Regions from separate parts of the Homo sapiens genome. Here region 1 is linked to region 2. The links are chromatin loops, found by intact Hi-C in ENCODE. Cell type or tissue: mammary epithelial cell. All regions are shown on one strand. Links, peaks and the distances in the headings refer to the core of each region. The heading gives the core; the rest is flanking DNA.

Region 1 (2,844 bases), core at 1-2,500, 180 kb after region 2:
ATCTCATTTCTTTCAAAAGAACCTCTTTTTCTTGCTAAGCTTAAAGTGAAGACTTGCTGAAATTATTTCAGCATTTTACTCCTGGCCATTTTCCATAGGAAGGCTCCTAATAGTGTCTAACTCCTGAAAGCAGAAAGTGACCTTCAAAACTGACCCATCTTCCCTGGAATCTCTCTAAGAGCTGAGGGATTAGGGTTCTTAGAGATTTGTGTATCTTTGATGGCACTAAAATGACATAGAGTTTACATGTATACACCTGGAAAAGGTATTAAATGTTATCAGATGGCCCTCAAAGGTCTAGAACATGGTAGCTGTGCATTGAGGAAACATTCTGCAAAAACCATTGTCTCAGAAAGAAACATCCAGCTCTATATTAATTGTATGCTCAGACCCATCCCTGCTGGGTTAGGTCAGCATTTGTACTTGGTTTGCATATTTTATACCATTGTGTGACATCAACAATCTGCAAGTCACATTTGCCGGGCTGCCTGTGCAGAATGGCAGCTGCTGGGCCTAGAGTCTAGTGCAGGTACTTGTGAAGGGATCATTCTTACTGAATATGTCTGTTCTCTTCTATGTACTTTCTGACCCTCCAGGGCAGCTGGATACAGTGGACCTGAATAAGCTAAACGAGATTGAAGGCACCCTAAACAAAGCCAAAGATGAAATGAAGGTCAGCGATCTTGATAGGAAAGTGTCTGACCTGGAGAATGAAGCCAAGAAGCAGGAGGCTGCCATCATGGACTATAACCGAGATATCGAGGAGATCATGAAGGACATTCGCAATCTGGAGGACATCAGGAAGACCTTACCATCTGGCTGCTTCAACACCCCGTCCATTGAAAAGCCCTAGTGTCTTTAGGGCTGGAAGGCAGCATCCCTCTGACAGGGGGGCAGTTGTGAGGCCACAGAGTGCCTTGACACAAAGATTACATTTTTCAGACCCCCACTCCTCTGCTGCTGTCCATGACTGTCCTTTTGAACCAGGAAAAGTCACAGAGTTTAAAGAGAAGCAAATTAAACATCCTGAATCGGGAACAAAGGGTTTTATCTAATAAAGTGTCTCTTCCATTCACGTTGCTACCTTACCCACACTTTCCCTTCTGATTTGCGTGAGGACGTGGCATCCTACGTTACTGTACAGTGGCATAAGCACATCGTGTGAGCCCATGTATGCTGGGGTAGAGCAAGTAGCCCTCCCCTGTCTCATCGATACCAGCAGAACCTCCTCAGTCTCAGTACTCTTGTTTCTATGAAGGAAAAGTTTGGCTACTAACAGTAGCATTGTGATGGCCAGTATATCCAGTCCATGGATAAAGAAAATGCATCTGCATCTCCTACCCCTCTTCCTTCTAAGCAAAAGGAAATAAACATCCTGTGCCAAAGGTATTGGTCATTTAGAATGTCGGTAGCCATCCATCAGTGCTTTTAGTTATTATGAGTGTAGGACACTGAGCCATCCGTGGGTCAGGATGCAATTATTTATAAAAGTCTCCAGGTGAACATGGCTGAAGATTTTTCTAGTATATTAATAATTGACTAGGAAGATGAACTTTTTTTCAGATCTTTGGGCAGCTGATAATTTAAATCTGGATGGGCAGCTTGCACTCACCAATAGACCAAAAGACATCTTTTGATATTCTTATAAATGGAACTTACACAGAAGAAATAGGGATATGATAACCACTAAAATTTTGTTTTCAAAATCAAACTAATTCTTACAGCTTTTTTATTAGTTAGTCTTGGAACTAGTGTTAAGTATCTGGCAGAGAACAGTTAATCCCTAAGGTCTTGACAAAACAGAAGAAAAACAAGCCTCCTCGTCCTAGTCTTTTCTAGCAAAGGGATAAAACTTAGATGGCAGCTTGTACTGTCAGAATCCCGTGTATCCATTTGTTCTTCTGTTGGAGAGATGAGACATTTGACCCTTAGCTCCAGTTTTCTTCTGATGTTTCCATCTTCCAGAATCCCTCAAAAAACATTGTTTGCCAAATCCTGGTGGCAAATACTTGCACTCAGTATTTCACACAGCTGCCAACGCTATCGAGTTCCTGCACTTTGTGATTTAAATCCACTCTAAACCTTCCCTCTAAGTGTAGAGGGAAGACCCTTACGTGGAGTTTCCTAGTGGGCTTCTCAACTTTTGATCCTCAGCTCTGTGGTTTTAAGACCACAGTGTGACAGTTCCCTGCCACACACCCCCTTCCTCCTACCAACCCACCTTTGAGATTCATATATAGCCTTTAACACTATGCAACTTTGTACTTTGCGTAGCAGGGGCGGGGTGGGGGGAAAGAAACTATTATCTGACACACTGGTGCTATTAATTATTTCAAATTTATATTTTTGTGTGAATGTTTTGTGTTTTGTTTATCATGATTATAGAATAAGGAATTTATGTAAATATACTTAGTCCTATTTCTAGAATGACACTCTGTTCACTTTGCTCAATTTTTCCTCTTCACTGGCACAATGTATCTGAATACCTCCTTCCCTCCCTTCTAGAATTCTTTGGATTGTACTCCAAAGAATTGTGCCTTGTGTTTGCAGCATCTCCATTCTCTAAAATTAATATAATTGCTTTCCTCCACACCCAGCCACTGTAAAGAGGTAACTTGGGTCCTCTTCCATTGCAGTCCTGATGATCCTAACCTGCAGCACGGTGGTTTTACAATGTTCCAGAGCAGGAACGCCAGGTTGACAAGCTATGGTAGGATTAGGAAAGTTTGCTGAAGAGGATCTTTGACGCCACAGTGGGACTAGCCAGGAATGAGGGAGAAATGCCCTTTCTGGCAATTGTTGGAGCTGGATAGGTAAGTTTTATAAGGGAGTACATTTTGACTG
Region 2 (2,927 bases), core at 299-2,798:
TGGCTTTATCCAGGGGTAGAAGAACTTGGTCTAGGTAGCTGAATATAGCAGGAGTAGAGGACAATTTGGGACAAAAACTCAGGCTGTAGAGATATGCATAAGCCATGTTACAAAGAGTCACCTAAACTGGCTTTAGGTAAAAAGTTAGGACCAAAATTAAAACAAACTGAAGAATCTCGTTGGCAACACGCTTGAGATTCTGCAGAGGAGAGAGAATAGCTCATTTATTTTACAGATATGTATTGAGCACCTATTCTGTGCTGGCATGGTATTTGGTGCTGGTGCTGAAGACAGACAATAAACATGATTTTTTACGTAAAATTGTCAAGAAAATAAAAACACATATCTACCCCAAAACTTGTACATTCACATCCATAGCAGAATTATTTATAATAGCTATAAAGTGGAAAGAACTTAAATGTCAATCAACTGATAAACAGATAAATAAAATGTGGTATAGCCATACAGTAGAATACTATTTGGCTATTTAAAAAGGAATAAAGTACTGCTGATACATACTACAACATGGATGAACCTTGAAAACATGCTAAATGACAGAAAATGAGGTCACAGAAACCCATATAACATATGATCCCATTTATATAAAATGTCCAGAATAGGCAAATCAATAGAGACAGAAAGTACATTAGTGGTTGCCTAGGGCTGGGGGTTGGGGGTTGCCAGGGAAGAGGGGCAGAGTTTGAAAAGGAATGGGAGCTGACTGCTAATGGGCCCAGGATTTCTTTCTGGGGTGATGAGAATGTACTATAATTGATTGTGATGATGACTGCCCAACTCTGAGAACTGAAACCATTGAATTGTATGCTTAAATGGGTGAACCGTATGGTATGTGAATTATATCTCAATTTTTAGAAATAAAATTTATGGCACATTATGTGACAGTTAGGTGCTATGGAGAATGATAAAAATATGGAGATGGATAGGGCAGAGCAGGGATGAGGACATTTTGGAGAGTAGGCCCGGGATATAATTTTTGTACAGAGCAGAGAGGGAAGGTCTCACCCGTAAGATGATGTTTGAGTAAAGATCTGAAGGAGGTCAAAAGGAAAATCTTGGACTTTGACAGCTGCAAAATAAGGAAAGTTTTTTCCATCACCAAGTCATTCCCAGGGTACAGTTCAGTTATAAAGAACATAGATAAATTAGTAGTAACACAGTTTTAGGAAGTCTTTAATACTAACACATTATTTTCATATTTCCCTATGTAAGAATAAATAAGGCTCACATCAGTCAGAAAACACTAAATAAGTACACTGGGGATTTAGGTATTTTGGAAGTTTTGTATGGTGGAGATTTGGTTTGTATTATTTTGGAGGTGCACACCAGGATGCTGTGAAATGTAATTGTATTTCTTTTTCCTTTTGTTTTCCTCAATTGAAAAAATAAGTATTAATGAACACTTCATTCGGCCATTTATTCACAAATAATTTTTCTCTCTTAGAACACTAATTTTTTTCCTCCTCAACTCTTTGACATTAACTTTGTAAACCACAAAAAAACTAAACAAACAAACAAACAAACACTTTGGAAACAAATACTCAATGGCAGTAAGAAACACAACAGTTCTTTGAAGCCTGTACCTCCTTATTTTGACCAGAGGAGAGCACTAGAGAGCTTTCGGGCTATTGAAGGGCCCCCCCGCAATCCCAAAGGGCTGGGTGGAGCCTGAAGCATTCAGCCAGGCATAGCTTTAAGTCCTGACTCAGAAGACAACAGCACAGCACTTTGCTAAAGGGCAAGCTCGGACACATTTCCGTAACATATAACACTTCTTTCACCTCAGACGTGATGTTCTGCTAAATCTTCAACATTTCATAATGTGTACTAACCCCTTGATACTTGTTTTGTGTTCTGCTTTTGTTTTCAGCTCTTTGGGAGGTAAACAATGATTTTAATTTCATTTTACATAAACCACACAAAAAAGAAAGAATCACCATACATGTTTAAGGGCACATGAACTCCACTAAGGAGAGGCAGTACTGGGTATGGACAAGACACAACCTAAAACTTCCGACTAAAGCTACCCTGGTGAAAAGCCAATGGCCCAAACTTGTCTTAACTATCAGAAGTCTTAGGTTTCAATTTTGATAGGAAAAGACACTAAGAATAACATCAGCTAATTAGCCTACAATTTGAACAGTGTATAAATATCTAATAATGGAGCAGACACTTAAAATGTATAATAACTGGGGTATCAACGGCAGAAGACAACAGACACTCTCAACCACTGTTGATGGAAATAGAAATAGTTAAAATCTTATTGGAAGGCATCTTGTTAAAAAAAAAAAACTTTCAAAATTTTAAGTGTGCATAATTTCAACCCAGCAATTCCATCTCTAGATATAAGTTCCCCCGAAATGCTGCACATGCACACAAAAATTTTATTTATAGTAGTTTTAATAATAATGATAATAGCATTTAGCACTTACTGTGGTAGGTGCAGTTCAAGAACTTTACATACGTTGACTAATTTATCTCTAAAAACAGCCTGGCGATCCCCATTTTATTGATGAGGAAGCTGAGGCAGGGACAGGTTAAGTAACAGCTGTGAAGAGGTGGAGCCAGGATTCGAATGCATGGATCCCAACGCCCCTGCTCTTAACCACTATGCTATGCAATACGAGGATATTTATTGTAGCATTGTTTATAGTGGTGTAAAACTGGAAACAGCCCATGTCTAGCACTAGTGGAATCGTTAAATAACCAATGATGTATTCATATTGTCAAAATGAAGTCAATCTAGGTGCCCTGACTCAGAAAAGGCCCCAAAGGTATACTGTAGAGAAGGGGAGGGAGAGAAGCAATTCTCAGAATAATACGTATCATATGATTCCATTTGTGTTTCTTTTCAATTACACGTTTGTATTTGGACATATATTCAAGCATAGAAAAAGGATGGAAGAACA

What was found. Hi-C counts contacts between places; a loop is a spot of excess contacts. Peaks named below come from ENCODE experiments on the same cell type or tissue, not always from the same donor. Only the 100,000 strongest peaks of a DNase experiment are listed, where the experiment ranks them.
Region 1: it touches region 2 in a loop (9-fold over the local background); 22 of 110 quality-filtered maps call a loop at or near these places.

Annotation. Positions count from the first base shown.
Region 1 is chr1:183,141,938-183,144,781 of GRCh38, forward strand. LAMC1 (laminin subunit gamma 1) reads left to right here. Exons shown (of 28, transcript NM_002293.4): 28 at 597-2,844. The coding sequence ends at 853. Among named protein-coding and RNA genes, the nearest start is that of LAMC1-AS1, 2.1 kb to the left of the region's middle. In mammary epithelial cell, for the core only: no CTCF peak of the experiment used is centred there; no DNase peak of the experiment used is centred there.
Region 2 is chr1:182,961,050-182,963,976 of GRCh38, forward strand. No RefSeq gene overlaps it. Among named protein-coding and RNA genes, the nearest start is that of SHCBP1L, 9.3 kb to the left of the region's middle. RefSeq lists an enhancer at 1,525-1,819. In mammary epithelial cell, for the core only: a CTCF peak has its summit at 1,623; a DNase peak (open chromatin) is centred at 1,712; H3K27ac peaks cover 577 bases.